Linked DNA regions of Homo sapiens: all the other regions are linked to region 1. The links are chromatin loops, found by intact Hi-C in ENCODE. Cell type or tissue: MCF 10A. All regions are shown on one strand. Links, peaks and the distances in the headings refer to the core of each region. The heading gives the core; the rest is flanking DNA.

Region 1 (5,000 bases), core at 1-5,000:
ACCTGTAATCCCAGCACTTTGGGAGGCCAAGGCCGGTGGATCACCTGAGGTCAGGAGTTCGAGACCAGCCTGGCCAACATGGTGAAACTCCGTCTCTACTAAAAATACAAAATTAGCCAGGCATGGTGGCAGGCACATGTAATCCCACCTGCTTAGGAGGCTGAGGCAGGAGAATCGCTCGCACCTGGGAGGCAGAGGTTGCAGTGAGCCAAGATTGCGCCATTGCACTCCAGCCTGGGAGCCTCCAGAGCAAGACTATGTCTCAAAAAAAAAAAAAACCAAAAAAAAAAAAAACCATTGAAAACCTGAAGCAACAGTTGAGATAAATTTACTAGAAGCACATAAGTTGTAGCTCAGTTTAGTTCAGAAAACATTTATTGAGTGCTTCCCCTGTGCCAACATTAAGTCTGTGAAAATCAGAAGATCTTCCCTAAGAGATGTTACATTCTAGATGAGGAGAAATGTATAATAATAGATCATTTCAGTACTCTGTGGTGGTGATGATGATGACAATATCATAGTAATTGCTGACGTATATTGAGTGCATACTATTTTCTGGTCACTATTCAAAGGGCTGTGTATGTTTTCACTTTTTTAACTTTCACTAAAGCACTTCAATGTAGGTAACATTATTACCACCCATTTTACAAGAGGAAAGTGCAATGAAAAAGATACAGCAAGTGCCTTAGGGAGAGTGTGGGGGTGAGTGAGGACAATTTAGGGAAGACTTCCTTGAAAAGATCCCTCCCTACTTCTTAGATGGCTGTTTCTGTTTTTTCCTGTAAAATTGCTGAAATACAGTTTGTCCTGATTTCTTTTTTTTTTTTTCTTTTTTTTTGTTTTTTTTTTGTTCTTTTGAGACGGAGTCTCTCCCTGTTGCCCAGGCTGGAGTGCAATGGCGCAATCTTGGCTCACTACAACCTCTGCCTCTTAGGTTCAAATGATTCTCCTGCCTCAGCCACCCGAGCAGCTGGGATTACAGGTGCTCGTCACCACACCCAGCTAATTTTTGTATTTTTAGTAGAGACGGGGTTTCCCTATGTTGGCCAGGCTGGTCTCGAACTCCTGACCTCAAGTGATTCACCTTCCTCGGCCTCCCAAAGTGCTGAGATTTCATGCGTGAGCCACCGCGCCCAGCCAGTTTGTCCAGCTTTCTAATCTCAGTCATTTTTAATGAGTTGATCTAGAAAATGAAACAAATTGATGATGTTCTTCCTCACAGCATCTATGATACATGTAATAAAATACGTACCTGGGCATGTTGATTCATTCAACAAATATTGATGGCATTAATCTTGGGGTTTTGTTTGCAGTTAGGTAGCTAGTTTCCTGCCAGGTTAAGCCAAGGACTTACTGGTTCCACGAATGTTCTAGGAGATTTTTCCTCCCACTCTCCTGAGAAGCACCATGCTAAATGCTATGGTTTTATGTGTACATTTTTACTTAATGGTTATAAATTCATCAAACCTGAAGAAACGAGGCCCTGAACCAAATCTTCTAGCCAATAGATTTATTTCTTGTGAGCAATTAAATCATCCCTGTTCTCACTTCCTCTTTATTTCAACCTTAATCAGAGTCTACTGTTGGACCCAGCACAATCAACTACACATTACCATGCCAAGAAATCACTTCTGAGGATTCCAGGGATGTTGTTTGTTTTTTTAAGACTGGGGAGATCACTGAAACTGAATTTATTTCTACAGCTTAGGAAAAAAAAATTTTTGAAAGGACAGTGCATTTAAGGTCTGTAAACACAAGGGAAAACATGAATCTCTCCAGCTGAACCTAGGGCTGAGAACAGAAATGGAGGCTCAAAGTGACTCGTTGCTCAGGCACAGAAGGAAAAAGGGGAATGTAATTCTCACTGTGTACTGAGGTACTTTGAGGAATCTCATCTCTCTGTTCAAAAAGTGGATAGTCTCTTTTAGAGTAACTCACTTGAAACCTTTAAAGTCACCTATGTGACTTTGGTAACCTATAACACAGGTAGATTTTTCTATAGCAGGCATATTTTTAAAATGTGACAGCAGGGGTGGTGGCTCACACCTGTAATCTCAGCACTTTGGGAGGCCAAGTGGGCAGATCACCTGAGGTCAGGAGTTCAAGACCAGCCTAGCCAACATGGTGAAACCCTGTCTCTACTAAAAATACAAAAATTAGTTGGGAATGGTGGAGGGCGCCTGTAGTCCCAGCTACTTGGGAGGCTGAGGCAGGAGAATCACTTGAACCGAGGAGGCAGAAGTTGCAATGAGCCAAGATTGCACCACTGCACTCCAACCTGGGCAACAGAGGGAGACTCTGTCTCAAAAAAAAAAAAAAAAAGAAAGAAAGAAAGAAAAAAGAAAGGGAAGAAAAGAAAAAGAAAGAAAGAAAAAAGAGAATAACCTTCCTAGATAATTGTGTACTGGCTTTTGCGGCAGGGTTCGTGGTGGGAGGGAACCCTGACCTGATTCACACCATTTAGCAATTTCTGTGGTTGAAACATTCTCACCACGGCCAGTTTCAAACTCTCAGGTCATTTTTCATCAGGAAGTCAGACTCAGACTCTGAGTCAAAAGTAGAACGGTTTGGACAAGGTCTTGCCTCCACTTTCACAGCCCCACTTCTCTCACCTCAAGTCATTGGTTCCCAAACCTGGCTGTGGGTCAGAATCACCAGGGAGCACTTACTCAAAATGTGCAATCTTAGAGTCCTGCCCAGAATACACTGAATCAGAATCTCCAACAGGGCGTCCGGACAGAAATCTGCATTCCTTTAAAAAGCATCGTTGGTGACTCTGATTCAGCCTTTTGGCCTCTTGGCTCAGCATTTGAAAACCACTGCTTATAGCAGTCTTGTCTCTAGCATAAGCTCTCTTTAAAAAAAAATTAATTAGCTGAGCATGATGGTATGCACTTGTAGTCCCAGCAACTCAGGAGGCTCAGGCAGGAGGACCACTTGTGCCCAGGAGTTTGAGGCTGCAGTGAGCCATGATCACACCACTGCACTACACAACCAGGGTGGCAGACTGAGACCCTAAGTAAAAAAAAAAAAAAAAAAAAAAAAAAAAAAAAAAATCCTCACTTTAGAAGAATACACTGTTTGAAACAGGTGTTTAAAGAAATGCCTGTAGAACAGAATTAACTCCTTTTAGGAAACAACCAGTTAATTCCTTTACAATAAATTTATTGACTTTTATGCCAAGACACATATTTTAAACTATTACATAGTCTTTCTCCATATTAAAAGGAAAATCAGAAAATGGAAAAGAAAGCAGAATTCATTCTCTGTCAAAGTAAACAACCTCTTGAAAGATTGGCATGCCCTTCCTTCCTCCCTGATGGGCCAAAATAAATGTAGTCAATTGCCCTTTAGCACAGAGTGAATAAAAATAAACTTGGTCTCTCTGCCCTAAAACCCAAACCAAGCATTTACCAAGATAGCATCTGGTTTCATGGCTACCTACCCAAATGAACCAGCTATCTTTGTAAAGAAAGGGTTATATCATCCAGATCTTTTTTTTTTTTTCCTTCTTTCTGGCTTAGGTGAAAACTACTCAGCTGTTGGAGATGCAGGTGCTTTGGGTGGATGACTCTCTTGCCTCAGTCTCTATTGCCATTCTTCACATTCTACTCAAATAGCCCCTTCTCATGATGCTCTCAGGAAGAGTCTCTGCATTTCCGTTTGCACTGATCTCTCTTAAACAGTTATTTCATTTTACCTCCTGTATAGTGATGCTTCCATTTCAGTCTATCTTTCAAGTACAATTTTTACACTAATTAAATCCAGAATACCTTACCACAATTACACATGTAAGAAAACATAAGCACCTTTCATTTGTTTATTCTCGTGCCTGTGAACCAGTCCATTCCTTCCCAAAGGTTATTGAGGTCTCTTCAAATAGTAACTTGTGGGCTTTTTCTTTCAAATTGTAGGTTTGGCAAAGTCACGTGAGTTCATTTTATACCATATAAACAACATAGACATCCTTGTTTTATATTGAAAGCAACTGTGAATGATTCCAGCATAGAATCAATATGAAGTAACTGTTTGTGGAAACCACACTTTAAATAGAACAGTAACTTGGCAGTAATAGTTGGGAAACTTTAATCTCAGCTTTTTTTTTTTTTTTTAATCCAAGAAGTAAAACCAGAGTTTAAGAAGTGAGAGAAATAGAGAAAATAGATATGTCATAACATAATAATCATACTAAGGCAATCCTTTAAAAAGATTAAATAACACATATTGAAATTCATCAAAAAAAGAGAAGCTACGATTATTTTTTATTTTATTTTTTTTTTGAGGCAGAGTCTCACTCTATCGCACAGGCTGGAGTGCAGTGTCATGAACATGGCTCATTGCAGCCTCAAACTCCTGGGCTCAAGCAATTCTCCTGCCTCAGCCTTCTGAGTAGCTGGGACTACAGGCATGTGCCATCATGCCCAGCTAATTTTTTAATTTTTTATTTTTAGTATAGACAGGGTCTCACTATGTTCCCCAGGCTGGTCTTGAACTCCTGAGCTCAAGTGATCCTCCCACCTTGGCCTCCTAAAGTGCTGGGATTACAGGCTGGAGCCACTACACCCAGCCAAAACTTTACAAATTGATGGATAATAAAAATCAGTCACATTTGGGAAGAGAAGTGGACAAGGTCATGAAATTCTCTAAAATGTCTTCCAAGAAGAAAGTGGAATGCAGTAATTCACTGAATAAATAAATAGTATACCATTCTACTTTTGATGAGGACATGTAATAATCAAGCAAACAATTAGAAAATATCAAAATCTTCAGAAGGTCTGGACAAAATTAGAAGGTGCATAAAGAAGAGAATGAGCATTTGGTGAATGGCTGTCATGGACCAGACCTCGTGGTAGGTAATTTAGCAATGTTTATGTGCTAAGTTATAGCTTTATGTGCTATATTTTCTATTTTACAAATGAAGACACTGAGACTTAAATTGATTACAGTTGTCCCTGTTCCTCCATCCACAGTATCCTCGAGGGATTGGTTCCAGGATCCCC
Region 2 (8,070 bases), core at 2,131-7,130, 100 kb before region 1:
TTACTGGTGGGTGATTTTAAAATTTTTAGGTGGCTTTTGCTGGTAAAGAAAGTTGCAACCTTTGGTTAAAGACTGAGTTGAGGCTGAGCGCAGTGGCTCACGCCTGTAATCCCAGCACTTTGGGAGGCCGAGGCAGGCGGATCACAAGGTCCGGAGTTTAAGACCAGCCTGGTCAATGCATTGAAACCCCTTCTCTACTACAAAAATTAGCCGGGCGTGGTGGCATATGCCTGTAGTCCCAGCTATTCAGGAGGCTGAGGCAGAAGAATTGCTTGAACCCAGGAGGCAGAGGTTGCAGTGAGCCAAGATCATGCCACTGCTCTCCAGCCTGGGTGACAGAGTGGGACTCCGTCTCAAAAAAAAAAAAAAAAAAAAAAATGAGTTGAAGGATAATTGCTGCTTCATGACAGAATTTTAAGAAAATGGCTTTGAAGGCATTTTGCTTTCTGCCAGTAGTGTTACTACTGCATGATCTGGTTTAGTACAATAATAATGACCAGGAGCTCTGGCATCTAATTTTTCAAATCCTGGCTCTGCCTCTGTCTTAGAAGCAGAGGTTCCTGTTCCTGCTGCTATAACAAAATACCTTACACTAGGTAATTTATAAACAACAGAAATTTATTCTTCATAGTTCTGGAGGCTGAAAAGTCCACCATCAAGGCAGCAGCAGATTAGATGTCTGGTGAGGGTCCCCTCTCTGCTTCAAAAATCACACCTTCTCAAGAAATCCTCCCATGGCAGAAGGGTGTGAACAGGGCAAACAGGCTTTCTCCAGTACTAAGGGCACTAATCCCATTCATGAGGTGACTCAATCACCTTCCACCTCCTAATACCATCACCTTGGGGGTTAGGTTTCAACACATGAATTTTGGAGGAACACAAACATTCAGACTATAGCAGCCTCTTCTTAGGTGATCTTGTGCAATTTCTTGAATGGATTATACAGAAACATCCCTGCTCTGTTAGTGTTCCTGGGGTAAGGGTAGGAGAGGGTCATGGGTTGGGATAGGAGGAGAGCTGATTGAGAAAGGGAATGAAAGAGGCCGGAGGCTATAAAAGTATCTAAAATTGTTTCCTCCTAACCTCATTCGACATTTTCCCTTACTTACTTGATGTTTTCTGTTTGCTTAATGATGAAATCTGTTTGATTCCTGTCAGCTTTTTCTTAGTCATATGAGAACTTTCTAGAACTAATGGGGTTGCATGAGAACTGACTTCCAGGCCCACCCATGCTGTTACAGTGAGATCACTTTTTGTAGCACTAGTTCTCGTTCTGCTTGCCATCTTTCCTGATGTGTCACCAATATTGTCTGTGAACCACACCCACAAAAACAACTCAGAAACAGATTTTCTTGAACCACATGTGACGTTGGCAAAGTGTGGTATTTTTAAGTAGGCCACATAGCTATCTAACCGATCACTCTTCCTCCATTGTGAACAAATATATATTGAGAACTTACCCTGTGCCTGGCACCAGTGATAGAAAGACAAATATCCCTGGCTACTTCGTATTAGCAGCAAGCCTAGTATGCCTTATACACTGCCAGGGTAGATGGTTTTTATTTTTTTTAAGTTAAGTTGCTTTCCAACTCTTGACTGTGCATAACTTTTTCTTATAACCTGTGGTCTCTATTTTTGCCTTCTGTTTAGCTCTTTCACTAGTATCATTACTTGCAAATATGCCAGAGCATCTCAACTTTATTCTACCAGGATCACGATTGATTTATATTCTTCTTTTGGCTCCTTGCAGTGCTTTTTTCTGCTAGTGCAAGCTATTTACATGCACTTACTCTGCACTTTGCACACATTATTCCCCTTGTGGTATTACCCCCTGTGAGGTCTAGACCTGTGCTATCCAGTACTGAATGAATAAGATATTCCACAAATACATATACTATATATAGGTGTCTATCTATCTATCTATCTATCTATCTATCTATCTATCTATCTGTCTATCTATAGTCTCTCCATATTACCTATAATGTATATTATATATATGTAACTTAAAACTCTAGATATGCAGCTAAAAAATGAACTGGCTATAGTCTTTGCCCTTTTTAGTATTTAACTAAAGACCTGCCTTTCTAAAGAAAGCTTCTGGTTTCAATCGGATAAAATTAATTTTTGACCTTGCTTGTACATGGGATGAGAGTTTATAAAGTTATAATATAATTGGCAATCTTGTGTCACTGTAAGTTTGACATATATCATTTGTTAGTGAGAAAGCAGAAGCTATGCTATGAAATCCTCTCCCTCTCTGCTTTGAAGAAATTTTTATGGCAGAAACTAAACTATAATGCAGCTTAAACTTGGAACTAAGCCGAACAACTTGGATTCATGGGCATATCAGCATCATTATGATGGTGATGATCATGATGATCATTACTACCTTACCATTATCATCTCATCACAAGTATTATTATTACTACTAATGAGAGTTGTAATTATATTACTTTTATGTTGATTCTTTCTCCAAAATGAATTCCTCCCCTCTCTTCCCATTTTTTTACCTCGTCCTAATTGTGTTTATAGAAACAGAAGTGACAATTTACTTAATTACATAATACTAAACAAAAGAATATTGTATCAACACTGATTTGGCATGGAATGAGGTTGCCTATTAAAGCTGTATTATCATAACATATCTCCCAGACATGATATTTTTTCTGCTTGCAGCCAAAAGTAGAAATTTTTTTGAAACACATTTAGAGTTGTTTCTGGAGTTAGGCATTAGTAGATTATCACTAATTGCTTGAGAGACCCCACAGTCCTAATTAGACGGAAAAGTGAAATGCAGAGGCGGGGCTACCACAGTCAGCCTTGAAGATTGCGTGCTGCAGAATCCCAGGGCTTGCTACTCACATGATGTGAATGGCATTCCCAACATTGTGCAGCAGAGCAACCTGCACATTTGGAAGTACTGAGAATATTGTAGGAAAAAATAAAGAACATTTCATGAAAGCATTTGGTAGATCCATGGTCATCTCATTGTCTTTGAAGGTAAATTTTATTTTTAAATTTAATTCTTTCTAGAAGCCATGAATATTAAGAAGTATAATAATTTGAAAAGAGAAAAAAGTTCTTGGTAGGAGATTCTACAATCAATATTCAATTTCACAAAAGTACACCATTAGAAATGAGAAAAGCAAATGTAAAACTTGGACTTAGAGTGTGTAAAGGGCAAATCAACTAGTAGAGAAGGTAAACATAGGAGAAAAGAGTTAAGAAAAGAAATGACTCTAGCAATAGTGCAGATTACATAGCTTGAATTCTCTCGGTACAAAACATCTAGTTGCCAGCTAAAAAACAAACATTTTAAAGCATATTGTTTGCCTCACAAAGATAATAAAGGAAATCACCAGTCCTCCAATATTGTGACTATTCAAAATGTACTACATATTCTAGCCAGTGTAATTAGAAAGGAAAAACAAATAAAAATTGTAAAGATTGGAAAGAAGAAATAAATGGTCCCTAAATGTACACAATATGGTTGTTTATATGGAAACATGGAGTTAGGCATAAGAGACTACAAATTATTAGAATTAGGAATTTAGTAAGGTTGCTGGATATAAGATCAATAGACAAAAATCAATGACATCCCCATACAGCAAAGATTAAGAAATATTACTTTTAAAAATATATCATATATAAAAATAATCAAAAATATGTATAGTAATAAATCTAATAAATGATTGGCAAGATTTTTATGTAGAAAATTAGGCAACTTTGTTGAAATGTCTTTAAGAGGACCTAAATACATGGAGAATATATGATGTTCATAAAAATGTAAACTAAATTCCCTAAAGATGTAAATACTCCTTAAATTAACTATAAATGTAATACAATTCCAATTCAACCCAACCCAACAGATCTGAGTAGTGGAATAGAATTGAGTTGCTGGTATTTGAGGCGAATCTGGAATTCTTTTGAGAGCCTAGTATAATTAACGGTGCCTCTGATAGAAAAAATATTCCCTGTAAATTTTGTTATCAAAAGGATGAATACTCAGATATAGGTTGCAAATAGAAAATCTACCTTATTTACCAAGAACTTGAATATTTACCTCAACATAAGAAACTAAGGATATGATGATTTCTTGGCAAAGGAATTGCTGTGTCAGTTGCAAGATGGCATTTTTCATCCATGACTCAGAAGTCTGGAATACCTGCCCAGTGCCTCATATGGATATAGACTCTAGGCTTCCAGACCCAGAGAGGAGAATGTTTTAGCAAGTGCATACTGCCACACATGAGAGCATCCAAAGCATCCAAAGTTATCTGAACTACTATACCTCACCCAGAGGCTACCTGTTAAACTATAACAGGCATGCCACCTGTGCCTTCAGAGGCCAATAAGTGATCTTTGAACAGGGTTGGAGTTAAAAAGTAAACCTATCCTTCACGTTTCTGCACTGTTAAAACTAAAGTACTTATAACAACGGACTTGATATGACTCTGCGGTCAATGTTTGCTTCTAAGATTGGCTCATTGTTTACATTTTAAAGGAAGAACACATTTGTTATGAAAAAGTTTTTCCGAATAGTGTGATTGCTTTGGAAGCAGCTCTTAAAACTGTAACACTATGTAATTGGCCAAACTTTCTGTACTACAGTTACCCTTCCAACTCTATAACTGTGAGTTTTTGGTATTTTTCAGTGAAAAGAGAGCCAGTTCAAAACATAAGATTATATAGATGTCTTTTAAAAGAGTTATACTATCACTTTTGTGTTAAAAAACAAGAATTCCAAAGAACGCCAATAAAGATTAAAATCTTCATCAACAAGCATTTATTTTCTCAATAGGCATGAAAGCATTACATAAAATATGGAAAAAATCTCAGACTGGTGATGTGTTTGGTGTGTCCTTTCAACAACTTCTTCTGTGTTTCTGGCTCACCCTCTTACCCTGCTTTTCCTCTCTTACATCCTCTTCATTGTGGAAAGAGGTAATAGATACAAACCAAAAACTTCATGGAAAGCATGCATGGCAGTCTGTTTCCTACAATATACACTAAAAGTGTAATTAGTTTCCTATTTACTTTTCTCTTCTGTTGTTTACTAGTTGCTAACAGTGACTATCATTTGAAAAGGGTGAAAATAGTAAAGCTATAGATGATCTGAACAGATCAGTCAATTTGACCTAGTGAACGTTTATCAAATACTTCAATAACAGCTGAATTACACATTCTTTTCAAATTCACAAGAAATATACACCATGATAGGCCATATGCTGGGCCATTAAACATACTTTAACAAATTTAAAAGAATAGAAATTATACAAAATATGATCTCAGAAAAGTTAGCTGGAGAATCCCCAAATATCTGCAAATTAAACAATGTGTTTCTAAATAACTCATGAGCCAAAGAAGAAATCTCAGGAGAAAATTTTAAATATTTTGAATTAAATGTAAATAAAAGTACAACTTATCAAAATTCACAGGACACAGCAAAAGCAGTGCTTAGAGGGAAATTTGTAGCATTAAACGCATATATTAGAAATGGAGAAAGGTCTAACTTCCTTAGGAAATTGGAAATTCATTCCATCTTAGATAATTAGTAAAAAGGGTGAAATAAAACTGATTAGCAAGCAAAGAAAAAAATTCAATTTTACATATAATCTAATAAAAGAAATACTAATACAAATATCACTTTTCACATACTAAATTGGAAAATTTATACTTTTAAAGTATAATATTCAATGCTGGTATGGGTGAGGTGAAATAGGCACCATACCTTAGTGATAGTTGTACAGATGGATGCAGCATTTTTGGAGAGAAATTTGACAATGTGGCCTAAATGTAACTTTTCTTTGAGCTGATATTTTCATTTTAATGATGATAAGAAAATAAAAATTAAAAAAACTCAAATTAACAAAATGTTTAACAGAGATAGCTATAAAACTATTATGAATAATAGCAAAAATCTGAAAATAACACAAAAGTATAATAAGGTAGATCCACTCACTGGAACAGTATATGGCCATGAAAACTGATGTTTGTGTAGAATTTCTAATAACTTAATAATAAGTGAAGAAAGGCCGGGTGCAGTGGCTTACGTCTGTAATCCTAGCACTTTGGGAGGTCGAGGCAGGTGGATCACCTGAGGTCAGGAGTTTGAGATCAACCTGACCAACATGATGAAACCCCATCTCTACTAAAAATACAAAAAATTAGCCGGGCATGGTGCAGACACCTGTAATCCTAGCTACTCATGAGCCTGAGGCAGGAGAATCACTTGAACTTGGGAGGCGGAGGTTGCAGTGATCCGAGATCACGTCACTGCACTCCAGCCTGGGCAGCAAAAGCGAAACTCCATCTAAAAAAATTTAAAAAGTAAAGAAAACATGGAACAAAAATTGTATGGCTATATAGGCTAGATATAAGATTAGAAGGAGCCATACCAAAATGAAAGCTGGTTTTATTAACGGTAGAGGGTGTCCAGGTTCTTGGTGTCCTAAACAAAGAATTGGACAAAACATACAAACAAAGCAAGGAAGGAATGAAGGGTTTTATTGAAAATGAAAGTACGCTCCACAGTGTGGGAGTGGCCCTGAGCATAGAGGCTCAAAGGCCCAGTTACAGAATTTTTGGGAGTTTAAATACCTAGAGGATTCCATTGGTTACTTCAGGTACACCCTATGTAAATGGAAAGGATGAAGTAAAGTTACAAAGTCATTTACAGCCTATGCCCTATGGAGACGATATTTCCTGTTATAGCTGAAGTATGAGTCAGCCTTATGCTCCCTGCCTCCAGACCCTATTTTCCTGCCTCAGTTTCTTTGGAAGATGGGTTTGCCCTACTAACTGCTTTTCTGTTATTTCCCAAAGACCCATGATGAACACAGTGGTTTCACTCATGGGCTTTGGAATCCAGTGGTTGGGTTACAGTCTCAGCTCTATTATTTACTAGTTGGGTGAGTCTCAGTTCTCATTTGTAAAGCAAGGATGACAATTGACAGTCTCTCCCTAGGGTGACTAAGAAGTCTGAAGGTGATCTTGTATGTAGAGTGTTTAGCACAAGGCCTGCTGTATATTAAGTCCCCAATAAATGCTAGCTATTTGTTATTGGTTATAATGAGGAAAAAATTTCTATCAAAAGTAAGCACATTAGGGCCAAGTGCAGTAGCATATGCCTGTAATCCCAGCACTTTGGGAGGCCGAGACGGGCAGATCACCTGAGGTCAGGAGTTCAAGACCAGCCTGGCCAACATGGTGAAACCCCGTGTCTACTAAAAATACAAAAAAAATTAGCCGGATGTGGTGGTGCATGCCTGTAATCCCAGCTACTCAGGAGGCTGAGGCAGGAGAATCACTTGAACCTGGAAGGCAGAGGCTGCAGTGAGTCAAGATGGCGCCACCACACTCCAGCCTGGGTGACAGAGCAAGACTCCATCTCAAAAGAAAAAAAAAAAAGATAAGCACCTTAGGACAGGCTCACCCAGATTTGCACAGGGAAGTTTTCCTTTCTCTGTTGGACTCTATTGATGTATTTCTTTGAATGAGTTGCATTTTCAAGATATTTATTTACTGATTGCAGGATATCTGGAGTTTACAAATGGGGCACTTAAATTTCCTTTTGTATACCAAAAAACAGGACACACGGAGAAACAATAAGTATATTTGATTGTCTTTGTGTATTTAAAAGTGCTATATCCAAGACCGTACCAGTGAGACTGAGAAAGGAATTCAAAGCTACTGACTTTAGCTACTTATTACCTCAAGTCTGCAGGCTGTGATTTTTTAAATTTCAGAGTAAGAGATAATAATCTGTACCTCCTTCACCCTTCCTATAGGGTCATTAATAGACTGGGAACTCCCCTGCCACTTCAGGATTCTTTTCAATGTAAAATTTAATATTATTTTGAAAGTGTTACTATAGCTTTAAAGGATTTCATTACCAAAGAAAGAATTCTGTTCATGATAGAAATATCATGCATTTTAAGAAGAATTCATCTTTTTTAAAAAAAAAAGATTCCTTTTTCTCTGTTTGCAATAAATATTGTATTCATTCAAACATTTCTGAAGGAGGACAGATAGTGGGGAAATGATGTGCTTTTTCTTTACGATGAAGGA
Region 3 (8,070 bases), core at 1,440-6,439, 120 kb after region 1:
AGAAATGCTTGAACTTGGGAGGTGGAGATTGCAGTGAGCCAGGATCACGCCACTGCACTCCAGCCTGGGTGACAGAGTGAGACTCCATCTCAAAAAAAAAAAAAAAAAAAAAAGCAAAAAATAAATAAATAAATTTTAAAACATTTACAGATGGGAAGGCAGGGCAAAAAAACAAATACTGAGGCTGGCCGGGCATGGTGGCTCACACCTGTAATCCCAGCACTTTGGGAGGCCAAGCCTGGCGGATCACGAGGTCAGGAGATCAAGACCATCCTGGCTAACACGGTGAAACCCCGTCTCTACTAAAAATACAAAAAATTAGCCGGGCGTGGTGGTGGGCGCCCGTAGTCCCAGCTACTTGGGAGGCTGAGGCAGGAGAATGATGTGAACCCGGGAGGCGGAGCTTGCAGTGAGCCGAGATCGCTCCACCGCACTCCAGCCTGGGCGACAGAGCAAGATTCCGTCTCAAAAAACAAAACAAAAAAAAACAAATACTGAGGCTAGGCACAGTGGCTCATGCCTGTAATCCCAGCACTTTGGGAGGCCAAGGCGGGCAGATCACCTGAGGTCAGGAGATGGAGACCATCCTGGCCAACATGGTGAAACCCCATCTCTATTAAAAATACAAAAATTAGTTGGGCATGGTGGCGCATGCCTGTAATCCCACCTACTCAGGAGGCTGAGGCAGGAGAATCACTTGAACCCAGGAGGCAGAGGTTGCAGTGAGCCAAGAATGTGCCACTGCACTCCAGCCTGGCGACAGAGCAAGATTGTTTAAAAAAAAAAAATGCAAAAACAAAAAAAAAATACTGAAAACATTTTTTCCTTTCTGTTTTAGTTTTTCACCATTTGATAATCTCCTATGACTTCTAATATTAAACTCTTAAAGAAAGTCTTTTCCTTAGGATGTTCTGTTGTAATCAAGAGTCTAATATGTGAGTTTTTTTTTCATGGGTGGGAAAAACAAAGGAAATACAATTTTAAACCTAAAAATTAAGGGATAGAAAAGCTCATGTACATTTTCCTTTAACAAGACTACTTTTTCCTCTTTTGCTTGTATCACCTCTAGGAAAAATAAAAACACACCCCATAAAGAAAACCAATTCTGGGAAATGAAACTTAACAAATATTTAAGAAAAATGTTTTTAGTTTTTTTTGTTGTTTGTTTTGTTTTTGAGACAGAGTCTGGCTCTGTCCACTCAAGCTGGAGTGCAGTGGCACAATCACAGCTCACTGCAGCCTAGCTCTCACAGGCTCCAGTGATCCTCCCACTTCAGCCTCCAGAATAGCTGGGACCACAGGTGCACACTACCATGCCTGGCTATTTTTTGTATTTTTTGTAGAGGCAGGGTTTCACTGTGTTGCCCAGGCTGGTCTTGAACTCCTGACCTCAAGCAACTGCCTCAGCCTCCCAAAATGCAGGGATTACAGGAGTGAGCCACTGCTCCCAGCAGGAAAATGTATTTTTTAAAAGTAGGTATTGGCAGCTGGTTGCGGTGGCTCACACCTGTAATCCCAGCAGCTTGGGAGGCCGAGGTGGGTGGATCACCTGAGGCCAGGAGTTCAAGACCAGCCTGGCCACATGGCGAAACCCCATCTCTACTAAAAATACAAAAATTAGCCGGGCGTGGTGGTTCATGCCTGTAATCCCAGCTACGCGAGAGGCTGAAGCAAGAAAATTGCTTGAACCCAGTTGGCAGAGGTTGCAGTGAGCCAAGATCGTCCCACTGCACTCCAGCCTGGGAAATAAAAAAGCGAGACTCCGTCTCAAAAAAAAAAAAAAGTAGGTATTGGGATGAATATATCTTGAACTTTTAAAAAGTACTGGCATAACAAGGATACTAAAGACCAATGACTAGACATTAGTCTCTCATAAAATCTCCCAAGTTAAATTATGTAAATCCTCAGCCAAATTTTCATTTTGTATATGGAGTTAAATGCTCATGAAGATGACTAAAGAAGCTTCATCTGCTTTTGCCTAATGAGATGAGTTCAGAGAATGTATATAGAGAGAACTGCTCTCCATAAGCAAAGGTGTAACATTCCTCCCAATCCCTGTGCTGTATACCAGGGCTATTTGTCACTCAGATTGGAAGGAACCAGCACCTTCAAACATGCTGCTGTCAACCCAGGGAATTCTTTTGACCAAACATTGAGGACTCCCTATTCCTGCCTCCATATTGTGGCCATTTCTCCAAATGTCCTGTTGGTGGCCTTGACGAGTTTGTTGCCCTTCACAACATCATGTGCTTAGAATAGCTGATTGCTACTGATTGCCTCTCCCAAGTACTCGCAAACAGAATTGAGTTTCCTTTCCACCTCCTCACCCCACACAATTAGACAGGAATAAAACCTAAAAATTGGTCAGGCATGGTGGCTCATGCCTGTAATCCCAGCACTTTGGGAGGCCGAGGTGGGCAAATCACCTGAGGTCAGGAGTTCGAGATCAGCCTGACCAACATGGAGAAACCCCATCTCTACTCAAAATACACAATCAGCCGGACATGGTGATGCATGCCCGTAATCCCAGCTACTTGGGAGGCTGAGGCAGGAGAATGACTTGAATCCGGGAGGCAGAAATTGTGGAGAGCCAAGATCGCGCCATTGCACTCCAACATGGGCAGCAGGAGCAAAACTCCATCTCAAAAAAAAAAAAAAAAAAAAAAAAACACACACACAAACCTAAAAACTGATTCATAAATGTGACAGAAGTGAGAATGAAATTACTTTGTAATTCTTAATTCCTATGCTTTTCCCCAAGGATGGGTTAACACTGACTGAGCTTTGTAAGAAAGCAATTTCAACCATAATGAATCTCCACAGCATCGGCGGAAAGATATAGTTAACATAATGCTACCAAAAAAATAACTAAAGTAAAAGGACAAATGCAAATCCTTTATGGCTTTCTTCTCCTAAACCAGAAGAAATCCAGTGCAGCTTCAGTTCACTGTGACTCTAATCTCTCTCTCTCTTTTTTTCTTTTTATTTTTCTTTTCTGTTTTTGTTTTTTTGTTTTGAGATGGAGTTTCACTCTTGCTGCCCAGGCTGGAGTGCAGTGGCATGGTTTTGGCTCACCGCAACCTCTGCCTCCTGGGTTCAAGCGATTATCCTGCCTCTGCCTCCTGAGTAGCTGGGATTACAGGGATGTGCCACCATGCCTCGCTAATTTTTTGTGTTTTTAGTAGAGGATGGAGTTTCACCATGTTGACCAGGCTGGTCTCAAAATCCTGATCTCAGGTGATCCACCTGCCTCAGCCTCCCAAAGTGCTGGGATTACAGGCATGAGCCACCACGCCCGGCTCTAGCCTCATTGGATATTGAGTTCCCCTATTTATTTGAGAAAAGCATCCTAATTATTAATCTACAATTGCCTTATACTAAAGGCACAATATCAATCCCACCATAGCAGTGTTCCTAAAAGGTCAGCTCTAGCTAAGGAAGTCTGAGCCCTACAAGAGTTTTCAATGTTTGTCTTTTCCTTAGCAGTCAGACACTGGTTGTTTACATTTTAAATAGTTTTCACTAATTGTTTTTCATATTTTTAATGTAAATGGACACGTTTTGAAAATTAGTGAATACAGAAGGGATGCAGAATTAATAAATGCTTGCCTTTTTTCAGTTAACAGAGCAGAAGAGACCACTGCTGTGCTGAAAAGTATTATCCCAGAGCACCCCCTTATGGTAAAATGCACTAAGGAAGTAAATCCATGGGAAAAAAAAAATCACAAAGTGTTTCGATCTCAGGAGACAGATGCTGCTTTCCTACTCTTAAGAACGTTTCACCTTTTTTTTTTTTTTTAAAGAAACAGGGTCTCACTGTGTCACTCAGGCTGGAGTGCAGTGGTGTGATCATAACTCACTGCAGCCTCGAATTCCTGGACTCAAGGGATCCTCCTGCCTCAGCCTCCTAAGTAGCTGGAACTATAGGTGCATGCTACCGTACCTGGCTAACTTTTCTGGGGGGACGGGGGTAGAGATGGGGTGTTGTTGTCCAGGCTAGTCTTGAACTCCTGGTCTCAAGCAATCCTCCCACTTAGGCCTCCCAAATCACTGAGATTATAGGCATCAGCCACTGTACTTGGGCTGAACCCTATACTCTAGATCCATTCAGTCATGGCAAACCTAAACTAGCATAGTTGTTAAACTCCTGATGAGCTTAATTCCCAGATGGATTTCTTCTACCACCAGCTGGACTTGAAGTATTTTGTAAAGTGTAATTTTTCATTAAGCCATTCATACCCACTTAACTCCTCTTGGATGCCACTTCATAGCCAGCTCATGTTATGAACACTGTATGAACTGTTATTCACTAGTAACAGTAAGCTGTTATTCACTAAACAGGATCACTGATTTCTATTGTTAAGATCATCAGTGGCCATAGCTGTAAACATGGTTCTCTGGAGGATTTTTGCTGCAGCTGGAAAGACAAGAAATGAGATAATAATTCTGACCCAAGCAGGCAAACATCTATAATAATTTAGCACATCAGGAAATTCACACATAGCTTCTTTTTTCCTGTTACATTTTAACACATTGTTTAGACTTTTCAAGTGTTCTGTATGTCTTGAGAATAAATCTCCATGTTCTTGTCTTATTCAAAAAAGGCATCAAATTTAAGCATGCTTGGACAGTAACTAGTATGATAGAACTTGGTTTACTAGCATATTTAAATGCTAATAAAGATAATAATATTAGATATTGAGTTCCCCTATTTCTTTGAGAAAAGCATCCTAATTATTAATCTACAATCGCCTTATAGTGAAGGCACAGTATCAATCCCACCATAGCAGGGTTCCTAAAAGGTCGCCCTAGCTAAGGAAGTCTGAGCCTTACAGAGTTAAATGTGGTCTACATGTTAAATATGGGATCAACACCAGCAGTGGTGACTTGAAAAACTGTCTCACAGGTACAAGACTAAATATCAGGATACAGGGGGCCAGGGGAGGAGGGACTGCTATTAGACAAAAGACGCAAACCAAATATCCAAACCAGGCCAGGCGCAGTGGCTCATGTCTGTAATCCCAGCACTCTGGGAGGCCAAGGTGGGTGCACTCAAGGTCAGGAGTTCGATACCAGCCTGGCCAACGTGGCAAAAACCCCATCTCTACTAAAAATACAAAAATTAGCCGGGCATGGTGGCGCATGCCTGTAATCCCAGCTACTTGGGAGGCTGCGGTGGGAGAATTGTTTGAACCTGGGAGGCAGAGGTTGCAGTGCACCAAGATCATAACACTGCACTGCAGCCTGGGAAACAGAATGAGACTCCTTTCAAAAAAAAAAAAAAAAAAAGAGTTCCCCACTGTAAGAGTGAGCCAGTTGCTGCCAGGGTTTGGGTCCTCATGACCAGAGCTGGAGCACGGTATCTACCTCAAAGCATCTAGGAGTAAGAACATTCTGAAAGGTAAGTCCAAGTTCTTAAAGAGTTCTAAGAATTCATTTGGGGTAATCAAGATCAATGCAAGTCCAAATGGCAGGAAACATTATCTAGAGCAAGAAAAGGAACCAGGGTGGACACACCCTGGGCAATACATGTGAATGGATCTTGTCTTTTTTTCCTGGTTGTTGAGTTGGGTTGCATAAAAGGTACAGAGTTAGGGTGAGAGAGAAAAACAGAGACTAAAAGATTGAGAAACTTTCATTTCCTTATAATCTCCTTTCCCCACCTACATATACATAGACACAACTACTAAGCACAGTGCCTTGCACATAGAAGATACTCAATAAAGAGTTGTTAAATTTTATTTTATTTGTTTGAGACAGGGTCTCCCTCTGTCACCCAGGCTGGAGTGCAGTGGCGCCATCTTGGCTCACTGCAGCCTCTGCTCCTCAGGCTTAAGCCATCCTCCTAACTCAGCCTGCTGAGTAACTGGGGCCACAGGCAGGGGCCACCACACCCAGCTATTTTTTTGTATTTTTCGCAGAAGCAGGGTTTCGCCATGTTGCCCAGGCTGGTCTCCAGCTCCTGAGTTCAAGCAATCAGCCCACCTCGGCCTCCCAAAGTGCTAGGATTACAGGAGTGAGCCACTGTGTCCAGCCACATTTTTAAAAATAACTTAAAACAAAAATCAATGTCACTGGCCAGATGTGGTGGCTCACACCTATAATCCCAGCACTTTGTGGGGCCAAGGCAGGTGGATCACTTGAGCTCAGAAGTTCGAGACCAGCCTGGCCAACATGGTGAAACCGTGTCTCTATTAAAAATACAAAAATTAGCCGGGAGTGATGGTGCACACTTATAATCCTTGAGCCCAGGAGGTGGAGGTTGCAGTGAGCTGAGACAGCACCACTGCACTCTAGCCTAGGCGACAGAGTGAGACTCCATCTGAGAAAAAAAAAAAGGTCAGTATCCCCTAGAGTTCCATCATTGACTTTCTTATCTTGTCACTGGGTGATCTCTCACCTTCACTTGTATTTTTCAAGTACCTCTCTTACACTAACGACAAAATCTCTATCTTCAATTCTAACCTCTTGCCTATTAGGTTCACCTGGATAACCTAGAGGTAACCAGATTTACCACCTCCCAAACGGAATTCATTAACTTCAGTTGTGACTTCCTCCTCCAGACCCTCCTCAAGTATTTGTGAATCACTCATTTATCCAGTTAGAAATCTGGAAGTCAGGCCAGGAGCAGTAGCTCACGCCTACAATCCCAGCCCTTTGGGAGGCCGAGGTGAGGGGATCACCTGAGGTCAGGGGATCACCTGAGGTCAGGACATCACCTGAGGTCAGGAGCTCTAGACCAGTCTGGCCAATATGACAAAACCCTGTCTCTAAAAAATACAAAAATTAGCCGGGCGTGGTGGTACTCTCTAAAAAATACAAAAATTAGCTGGGCATGGTGGTGCTTGCCTGTAATCCCAGCTACTCTGGAGGCTGAGGCAAGAGAATCGCTTGAACCCGGGAGATGGAGGTTGCAGTGAGCTGAGATCACACAACTGCACAGCAAAACTGTCTCAAAAAAAAAAAAAGAAATCTGGAAGTCATCTTGAACTCTTCTCTTTTACTCACCCCAACAAATAGTTACCAGATGCCATCATTCTGAGTCCCTGTCTCTCGAAATCAACCCATCTTTATCCCCCCTGCCACTACCTTAATTCAGGTCCTGATTTCTTTCCTGGATTACTGTGATAACATTTCAATATTGCTGCTTCTAGCTTCCAGCCCTCATCCCCATCCCAGTCATAATCTGCATCACTTGGGGACTTTTCCAAAAGGCAAATGTTTATGTTGCTTTCCCACTTAAAATCCCTCACTAGCTCCCACCAGTTATAAGAAAAAAACCCCTAGATGCTGTAGCATGGCATAAAATCCCAGCCTGGTCTTTTTCTCCATTCATGCATCTATCCAACAAATATTTCTTTTTGTATAAACATTATATTACATAAATATTTATACAAGAGCACCTTTTGTACTCCAGACACTGTGCTGATCACTGGGGATAAAATGCTGAACCAAGGCCAGGTGCGGTGGCTCATGCCCGTAATCCCAGCACTTTGGGAGGCCATGGCAGGTGGATCACCTGAGATCAGGAGTTCGAGACTAGCCTGACCAATATGGTGAAACCCCGTCTCTACTAAAAATACAAAAATTGGCCAGGCATGGTGGTATTCATCTGTAATCCCAGCTACTCAGGAGGCTGAGGCAGGAGAATCACTTGAACCCAGGAGGTGGAGGTTGCAGTGAGCCGAGATTGTGCCACTGCACTCCAGCCTGGGCAATAGAGCAAGATTCTGGCTCAAAAAAAAAAAAAAATGCTGAACCAAACAGACCTGGGTTTTGCCCTCCTAGTTCTCATAGCCTAGTATGTCCTAGAAAGGAATAGAAACCCAGTCCTGGAAAGGAATGAAAAGCTGTCTTAGGGGGCTTTACACCTCGGTTCAGAGCTGAAGGATGAGTAGCGCGTTAGCCAAAGAAAGGAGGCAGAGGGAACAAGCATATGCAAAGGCTCAGAAAAGAGGTGATCTTGATATGAGAAGAGGAGAAAGAATTAAGACTGGAGAGGTAGACAAGGATAGAATCATACAGGCCTGGAACTCAGCTAAAGGTGTTTGGAGTTAGTCCTAAAGGTCA
Region 4 (7,754 bases), core at 2,755-7,754, 88 kb before region 1:
AGAAAGATGTCATAACCAAACTTAATAAAAATACATGAATGATTTAAGTGAGGTCCTGAAGGGCTCTCCTGTGAGTAAAGTCTTTGGTGCAAAGAGTTTTGCCATTTATTTTATTTTATTTATTTTGAGACAAGGTCTCACTCTGTTGCCCAGGCTGGAGTACAGTGGTGCCAACACAGCTCACTGCAGCCTCGACCTCCCAGGCTCAAGCTATCCTCCCACCTCAGCCTCCCAAGTAGCTGGGACCAGAGGCATATGCCACCACGCCTGGCTATGCCATTTATTTTACTTTTTAAAGACCCTTTTAACTTCCTTTCAAGTTCTCAGGAATATTCTAGATTTAACTTATCAATTTTGTGGTTTCTGGGAATTGTTATTGAAATTCTGTAAGTTTGCTAAGCTTCCTACTAATTCATAAAATTACAAAATATTCTGAATCCATGACTGATGTTTTCAAAAACAAAATCATAGGCAATAATATACTTATCCAAGATTTTTCTTATGTAGGTAACCTTTTCTTGGATAGCTTCTTCAAAATGAAAATATCCTTTGTAACTAAACTGGACTATATAAGCAAATGATGTTTATTAGAATGCTGACTATTTTTCTCTCCTGAGCTTTTCATATAGATAGTATTGGTGTCGAATGTGCAGATTCCTTTTGAATATGGGAAATCATTGTGATATAACTGGTTTTCTCCTTAGTCCTTAGTCTCCTTAGCCCCTTAGTATATAACAATAGTTTTAACACAACTCAGTCAAAAACATGTAATGAACACTTATTGTAGGTGTTCTTGGCTAAGAATAAGGAAAAATATCAGAAAAACATAGTAATGTTTTGTATAAACTGAATATTAAAGACTGTTCTACCATTAGAGAGCTTTCTGTCTTGTTAAAGGAAATAAGAGCCAGTTATTCAGCAAAGAAATATATTATCAATGCAGGATTCGTGCAGACAGTAAATGGCTTTGAAATTTGTAATGAGATATGGAGTAGTTCTGTGATTGCTTTGGCAGCACATATGCTAAAATTGGAACAATACAGAGAAGATTAGCATGGCCTCTGCATGAGAATGGCATACAAATTTGTGAAGCATTCTATATTTTTAGCAATATATTGTACTCTTGAAAAATGCTAAGACAGTGAGTGTATTCTTAAATGCATGTTAATATGCAAAAATGCATATGTTCATTGGCTAGATTTAGTCATTCCACGCTGTATACATATTTCAAAACATCATGTTGTACATGATAAATACATACAAGTTTATTTGTTAATTAAAAAACAGAAATGGATTAGTTCTGCCTAAATATACTAGACTCAGAAGTTAATAATAAATGTGCATCCACCCCTTTGTTTAATTTGCCTTGGCTATTAAGTTAACATTTATGCTAAGAACCTTTGGCTGTTATAGTTTCCTATCATTTATTTGGTAAAAAGATTAATTGGAGAGGTGTTTCAATGGCTCCATTAGGAGATATGAAGAAAGCCCCACCATTGCCAGTATTTGGGAACTCAAAGCGTTTATTTTCTAAAGCAGGTGATGCTACATGAATTGCTGTCCACACCTTCTGCTACTTTCCTCTGTTGGCCAGAAGAATAATTTTAATGTCGCCCAAATGGATTATGCTGACCTCAACCCAGATCCCCCTGGGAGATATAAACTTCTTATATGTTCCTGGCTGGGTCATTGTAAATAATATCTACATGTATCCCAAAGCTCTGAATTATCCTCATCTGTAACAGACACAACGACTAAATGGTATCTGGAACGTAGTTAATTTTCTGGAAAATATTCAAAGGAACAAAATGAGCACTGCAATACAAAATTGCTGTCGACTTAACTTTTGCCAGTTTCCCTGGATGTGTAAGTAGAATTATATTTTCACAGAACTTGCAAAAATCTCAGACTCGGCTGCTATTTAATCTCTTTCCAGAAGCACCAGCCCTGAGCAATCCTATCTGCAATTAGCTGCGTGTGGTTGCTACTAAATTGCTCCCCATAAGTTAGTTCCTAACACTGTTTCACAGCACGGCATACTCTATAAAGGGAGAACGCTTGGAAGGACCGAAGAGTTCCCTTTGTCGTGCCCTTGCCCTGCCTCTGGACAACGATGTTCTTACACTGCCGACTAGCTAATCCTGTGACCCTTTTCTTTCAGCACCTTGAGTTTGAGTTAGGCAATACCTCTTACACCAAAGTGGGCACACCTTCGGATCATGTAGGCAGCGATTGTTTAGCCGAGACATCCCCCTACCCCCGCAAAAGGCAGCAGAGAAGCGGCGAACGCCGCTTAGCAGTTGGCGCGCTCTCAGTGCGGGTGACGCGGGGCTGGGTTGGGGTGTTCCGTCCCCGGGTCGTGGGACTCCCCGAGAGGGGGTGGCTGGAGGAGGAGGGAGGGCTTGTTTCGCTGGGGGATGTGGGAAGTAGGCGCTAGCCTGTTTCGCGGTTTTTTAAGCCCCTTGGCATGCCCTGACCTGATCTAGAGGGAGTCTACTGCTCTTAGGAATGTTCCGGGAGAAGGTGGGAGATTGCTTCCCAGGGGAGGCCTGTGGGTGCTGCAGGGCACCAGGGGGGTCACTAGGGAGATGCAGGGCGCGGGCCAGGAGGGGCGCCAGGGCAGCCGGGGGCCAGGCTGAGGCGACCGGGACCAGCGGGCAGCCGGGCGTCGGGGGCGTCGGTCGGGGCGCGGGGGACCCCCCCCCCGGGCGGCAGCGGCAGCGGCGATCCGATCCCGCGGGCTGCGCCGCCCGGGCTGTCAAGCGCGGGGGGCGGGCGGGAGGAAGGGGTGGAGGTGCGAGGGGAGGAGGGCTGGCACCGGAGCGCCGCGGCGTCGGTGCAATAAAAATGCATCGCATGGAACTGCCCGTGGAGAAGGACGGGACGGAGCCGGGGCAGCCAGAAGAGGTGGGAAAAGCGGAGGAGGACGCCCAGGAGGAGGCGGCGGCGGCGGCCGGGAAGTGAAAGGTCTCGCAAAGTTCAGCGGCGGCTGCGGGCGCCGAGCCCCGGGCTAGCGGCAGACGAGCCCGCAGGGCCGCTCCGCGGGGCAGCGCAGCCAGGCCGGCTATGGTCCCGGGGCTCCCGCCGCCCCCCAGGTGCCCGGGACCCGCCAGGCCGGTGCGCGAGGGTCACCCCACCTCCCCGCGCGGTCCCGGCCCCTGGCTCCCAGCTGCCGGCGACCGCTGACCGAGCCCGGCGCCCCAGGAGGAGGAAGAAACCAGGGCCCCGTTCCCTCCCGAGGACGGCGGCGCTTCATCCCGCAGCCCAGAGGTCTCGGCTCCCTCCGGCACCCGCCCGGCCCGGCTGCTCCCGGCTCCTCCCGGCCATGGGGAGCTGCGCGCGGCTGCTGCTGCTCTGGGGCTGCACGGTGGTGGCCGCAGGTGGGTGGTGACGCGGCGGGGCCCCCACCCCTTCCCTCGCTGCTTCTCTAACCCATCTCGGGACTCGGGGGTGCAGGGGAGCCAGGGCTGCGAGCGCAGAGCGCTGCTCCCGAGGGTGAAATGAGTGGCCATGTTCCGCCTCCTTTCCCCGGGGCTCCGCAGTTTCAAATACTATTGATTTATTTTTACAACTGGGATACACATGCGCTTGGATAACCAGCTATCCTGGGTGCGCCCTGCCGGGGATACTGCGACCGGGGTTTCTTTCTTGGTTTGGCTTGTTAAAAAACTGCTTTTCCACTTGGTGAGGGAACAAAGGACCCAGCTCGCCATCCCCCGGCACTTCATGGCCTAAGGAATGATGAGGAGGGGTGGCCCAGCGACCCTGGGCGCGCGTGGGCTGGGGCCGGTCTCTGGTAGAAGCCCATCGCTGGTGTCCCTGACCTGGTGCTGGGTACTAGAGAACCAGGTAAGGACACCTGGGGCAGGGCTGAGCGCCCTCTCCCCGGAGCAGTGACTGGAACGCAGTGGGACTCCTGGCTTGGACGATAGGTGGTGATCACCCCGGGCTTGCATTGAGCTGGCTGGCCGCCCCTGGGGAATTGGTACCCTGGCAGAGACTCTGCGGGAGGTCGGAGGCGGGTCTGCTCCCTGGCTCGGTAACTGGACAACCGGCGTCGGCGTCGGCAGATGCCCTCTCCCTCCCACTCCCATCCTGGCTTTCTTGGGCTGCCCTAGGCCACCGGCTCCTGGCTCGTGGTTTCTGTATTCGGGAGCCCCTTCTGCTCCTCTCCCTCCCTCTTGCGGGTCACCTGGTTTCCAGTTAGGCGTAAGCGCAGCCCTGTAGGTGAGGGGGAGAGATGTGAGGGAGTCTGCAGACATCCAGTCTCTCGTGCGGATCTTGACTGCTTCAGAAAGGGGCGCCTGGGCTAGAGGGATGCGCTGGTGGCTACAGAACATTGTAGCACGCATCTCCTCCCTTGGGCTTCCACTCTTCCCTGAGGGCCGCTGGCACCCAGCAAAATCCAGGCTTTCCAGTCTGCATCCCAAACCAGTCCAAGTCACAGGAGCATCCTTAGTATCATTGAATAGTCCCTTGAGTGACTCCAAGTATTTTGCCCCATGGATTCTTTATCTGGCTCAAATCTTTTCTGGACTTAGGAGTTTAGGGGCATTTAAAATTATTGGATATTTTTCCCAGGGACCTATTAAAGGCCTAAGATTTTACTTTAATTCTTGCACTCTTAAAATATGAGCTTTAAAAAAAACCTTTTCCTTCTCAAACCATATTATGGCAAAAACATGCAAGCCATTGAAAGGTTGTAAATAAACATCACAAGGCAAGTGTTTCAAGTCAAAAATACTTGTACAGGCAGTATATGATTTTCCTTGAAATTTTTTACAGGTGAGTCATAGCACATTGTGTGTTTGTGTGCTTCTGGCCACAAGCAACTGTTGCCCCAGCTAATGAGAAAAGTGGCAAACAGAACCCAGGCATAATGCACACTTTAATTTGACATTTAAAAAATAATGCCTAAGGAAGCCCTTTAGTTGCAAGGCTTCGTGGGGTTGGCCATTGTCAGTGTGTGAAATGTCTCTGTTGCAGCCTAAGCTGTCATTTGGCCTCCTCCAATCCTTACTATGACAACAGTTCAGAGGTACTGCTTCTTAAGCAGCAGAAACATTCAATTAGCCAGAATTTAAGGGTTGATTTCCTTTTCCCTCTTTCCCCCTCTGTTTTAACCTTTAAAATAGATGATTTTTGCTTAAGGTATTCACAATTAAAATGACAAACGCAAATCAAAGGATTATAGTATGTACTCAGAATGTTAATAAGTGGATAATGTTTATCATTTTAAGTCATTTTAAAACATTAAAGTCTGTTGGACCTTTGGGAGGAAAAGTGTGTTTTTTAAAGAAGGTCTTGTAGTTCACAGATAATATTTAAAGGTGCTGTTAGTGGCTGCCAGACTGTAGACACTCTCCTGTTAAGCAAACAGTTAACTACTCTATAACCTGTCACAGGTAGAAACCCTGAAGAGACAGCATGTAAAATAAGCTTTTCTGCCATTTGGCAGTTCAGAGAGTTTTTTTCTTAGTTATGTTTATGTAATGTTAGAAACTGATAGTGCACATCTGAACTCCAAAGGTCTCTAGCTTTGCCTCCCTCTAAATGAGGACCCATTGTATATTTATTAAATATCTCATATTGCTTTTCCTAGGGAATTTATCCCTTCCCTGGCTTAAAAATATAAAGAAAATAGAATTCCACATTTCCTTCTAAATACATTCTCATAATAAACATGTTAAATCATGTGAAGGACTCACATTAAATTTGAAAGACTAACTTAGGTGGTCTTAAAAACATTATGGTTTTTCAATAGTCATGACTTCAAAAACACATCAATGTATTTGAAATACAGAAAACATTTATAAGGCAAAGTACTTGAAAAGTTTTAGGCCAATAATCTTCACCCTGGTGGTTCTATTTTCCCTCCTCTTGCCCTCTGCCTAAAGTGTTTGTTTCTGTGATGTGAATTTTACATCTGAACATGAAAAGCAAATACACACACACACGCACACACACACGCATACACGAATGCATTGTGAATGCAGAACAGTGTTCATGCTCAAACAGGAACATGGTGGAGCATGGTAGAATTTGCCATTTATCGAAAGTCTCAAGCGCTTTTGGGGAGATCCTTGACTGTTGTTGATGGACTAGGTGGCCAAAAGAGCTTTCCAGATGGGTTTGTCTTGCATCATGCATGCTTTCCCTTTCTTAGGACTGAGTGGAGTAGCTGGAGTGAGTTCCCGCTGTGAAAAAGCCTGCAACCCTCGGATGGGAAATTTGGCTTTGGGGCGAAAACTCTGGGCAGACACCACCTGCGGTCAGAATGCTACCGAACTGTACTGCTTCTACAGTGAGAACACGGATCTGACTTGTCGGCAGCCCAAATGTGACAAGTGCAATGCTGCCTATCCTCACCTGGCTCACCTGCCATCTGCCATGGCAGACTCATCCTTCCGGTTTCCTCGCACATGGTGGCAGTCTGCGGAGGATGTGCACAGAGAAAAGATCCAGTTAGACCTGGAAGCTGAATTCTACTTCACTCACCTAATTGTGATGTTCAAGTCCCCCAGGCCGGCTGCCATGGTGCTGGACCGCTCCCAGGACTTTGGGAAAACATGGAAGCCTTATAAGTACTTTGCGACTAACTGCTCCGCTACATTTGGCCTGGAAGATGATGTTGTCAAGAAGGGCGCTATTTGTACTTCTAAATACTCCAGTCCTTTTCCATGCACTGGAGGAGAGGTAAGGGCACCTGTTTAACTCTACACTGTAAGTAAGATAGAAAAATGTTACCAGCCCGCATTTTTTTTTAAAGCATGAAGCTATACTTGTAGCAACATGAATGAAATTAGAATTTTTCATGAGATTTATTTGTCATAAATTATTTCTTACCCTTACATATGAATGTGTAGTCATTTTCAAGCAGATTGCCCACTGGCTGGGTTTAAGTCAGTATTCTAAGATTCAAATTTTTCACATATAAAAAAGAGCAGACACAAATCATCACTCTAGAGGCTCCTCATTGCTTCAGTTCTCGGGACTACTTACTGTGCTTCTGAAGGGGGAAGAGTTACTGAGACAGTCTGTTCCTGGAGCCCACACGGGTATCTTCCTGATAGTGTTAATATAAATAGGAAGTAAATAAAAACAAAGCCAAGAAAGAAAAAAAAATCTGTTTGACAGAAGGATACTTTTGTATGACAGTAGCAAACAAATGAAAGTAGTTTCTTTTAACATACAAAGGTTCTTCTGGGCTCACAGACACATGAATTTCAGCTTAGGCCATCTTAAACTCATTCTGCAAAACAGCCTCATTAGCTACTGATCCAATTTCTATGTGGAATGTTTTCTCTTTAATATTCCTTTCTCCTAAGGGAGAAACAGGTCTCTTTTTAGCTCTTCTTAACTTATGTGGCAATACCTTGAAAGGCTCCCCCCAACCCTCAGGTGTATGAGAACAGAGAAAACTGAATAAAAGCAGATTAAGAGAATATAATACTTCAATAAGTAGATGAAGAAATACTGATTCAGGAAAAAGAGAGGAGAGTATAATCATTCTAATTCTGGTCCATGTCATGAATATACAGACTAGATAAGTGGCTTTCAACTAGGGGTGATTTTTGGCTCCTCTTCCCTGGGGACATTGGGACACTTGGAAATATCTGGAGACATTTTTGCTAGGGGGAGGAACACCACTGGCATCTAGTGGGTGGAGGCCAGAGATGATGCTAAACCTCAGACGATGCACAAAATAGCGTTCCCCACCCCATCCCCAACCAAAAATTATCTAGCTCAAAATG

What was found. A loop is a pair of places that touch in the nucleus more often than their neighbours do. Peaks named below come from ENCODE experiments on the same cell type or tissue, not always from the same donor. Only the 100,000 strongest peaks of a DNase experiment are listed, where the experiment ranks them.
Region 2: a loop joins it to region 1, with 7 times the contacts of the local background. A loop is called at or near these places in 5 of 110 quality-filtered maps.
Region 3: it touches region 1 in a loop (2.4-fold over the local background); 4 of 110 quality-filtered maps call a loop at or near these places.
Region 4: it touches region 1 in a loop (5-fold over the local background); 5 of 110 quality-filtered maps call a loop at or near these places.

What each region holds. Positions count from the first base shown.
Region 1 is chr12:95,698,137-95,703,136 of GRCh38, reverse strand. The region is part of intron 5 of NTN4 (netrin 4); the gene reads left to right. Among named protein-coding and RNA genes, the nearest start is that of NTN4, 90 kb to the left of the region's middle. RefSeq lists enhancers at 2,646-2,695, 2,746-2,815. In MCF 10A, for the core only: no CTCF peak of the experiment used is centred there; a DNase peak (open chromatin) is centred at 2,596.
Region 2 is chr12:95,799,264-95,807,333 of GRCh38, reverse strand. All of the region lies in intron 2 of SNRPF-DT (SNRPF divergent transcript), which reads left to right. It overlaps LINC02410 (long intergenic non-protein coding RNA 2410), which reads right to left and starts at 4,237. Exons shown (of 2, transcript NR_135016.1): 1 at 4,064-4,237. In MCF 10A, for the core only: no CTCF peak of the experiment used is centred there; a DNase peak (open chromatin) is centred at 4,153.
Region 3 is chr12:95,578,247-95,586,316 of GRCh38, reverse strand. No RefSeq gene overlaps it. Among named protein-coding and RNA genes, the nearest start is that of USP44, 31 kb to the right of the region's middle. In MCF 10A, for the core only: a CTCF peak has its summit at 3,636 (motif pointing left); no DNase peak of the experiment used is centred there.
Region 4 is chr12:95,785,881-95,793,634 of GRCh38, reverse strand. It overlaps NTN4 (netrin 4), which reads left to right and starts at 2,871. Exons shown (of 10, transcript NM_021229.4): 1 at 2,871-3,380; 2 at 6,167-6,696. The coding sequence starts at 3,326. It also overlaps the pseudogene RNU6-247P. In MCF 10A, for the core only: no CTCF peak of the experiment used is centred there; no DNase peak of the experiment used is centred there.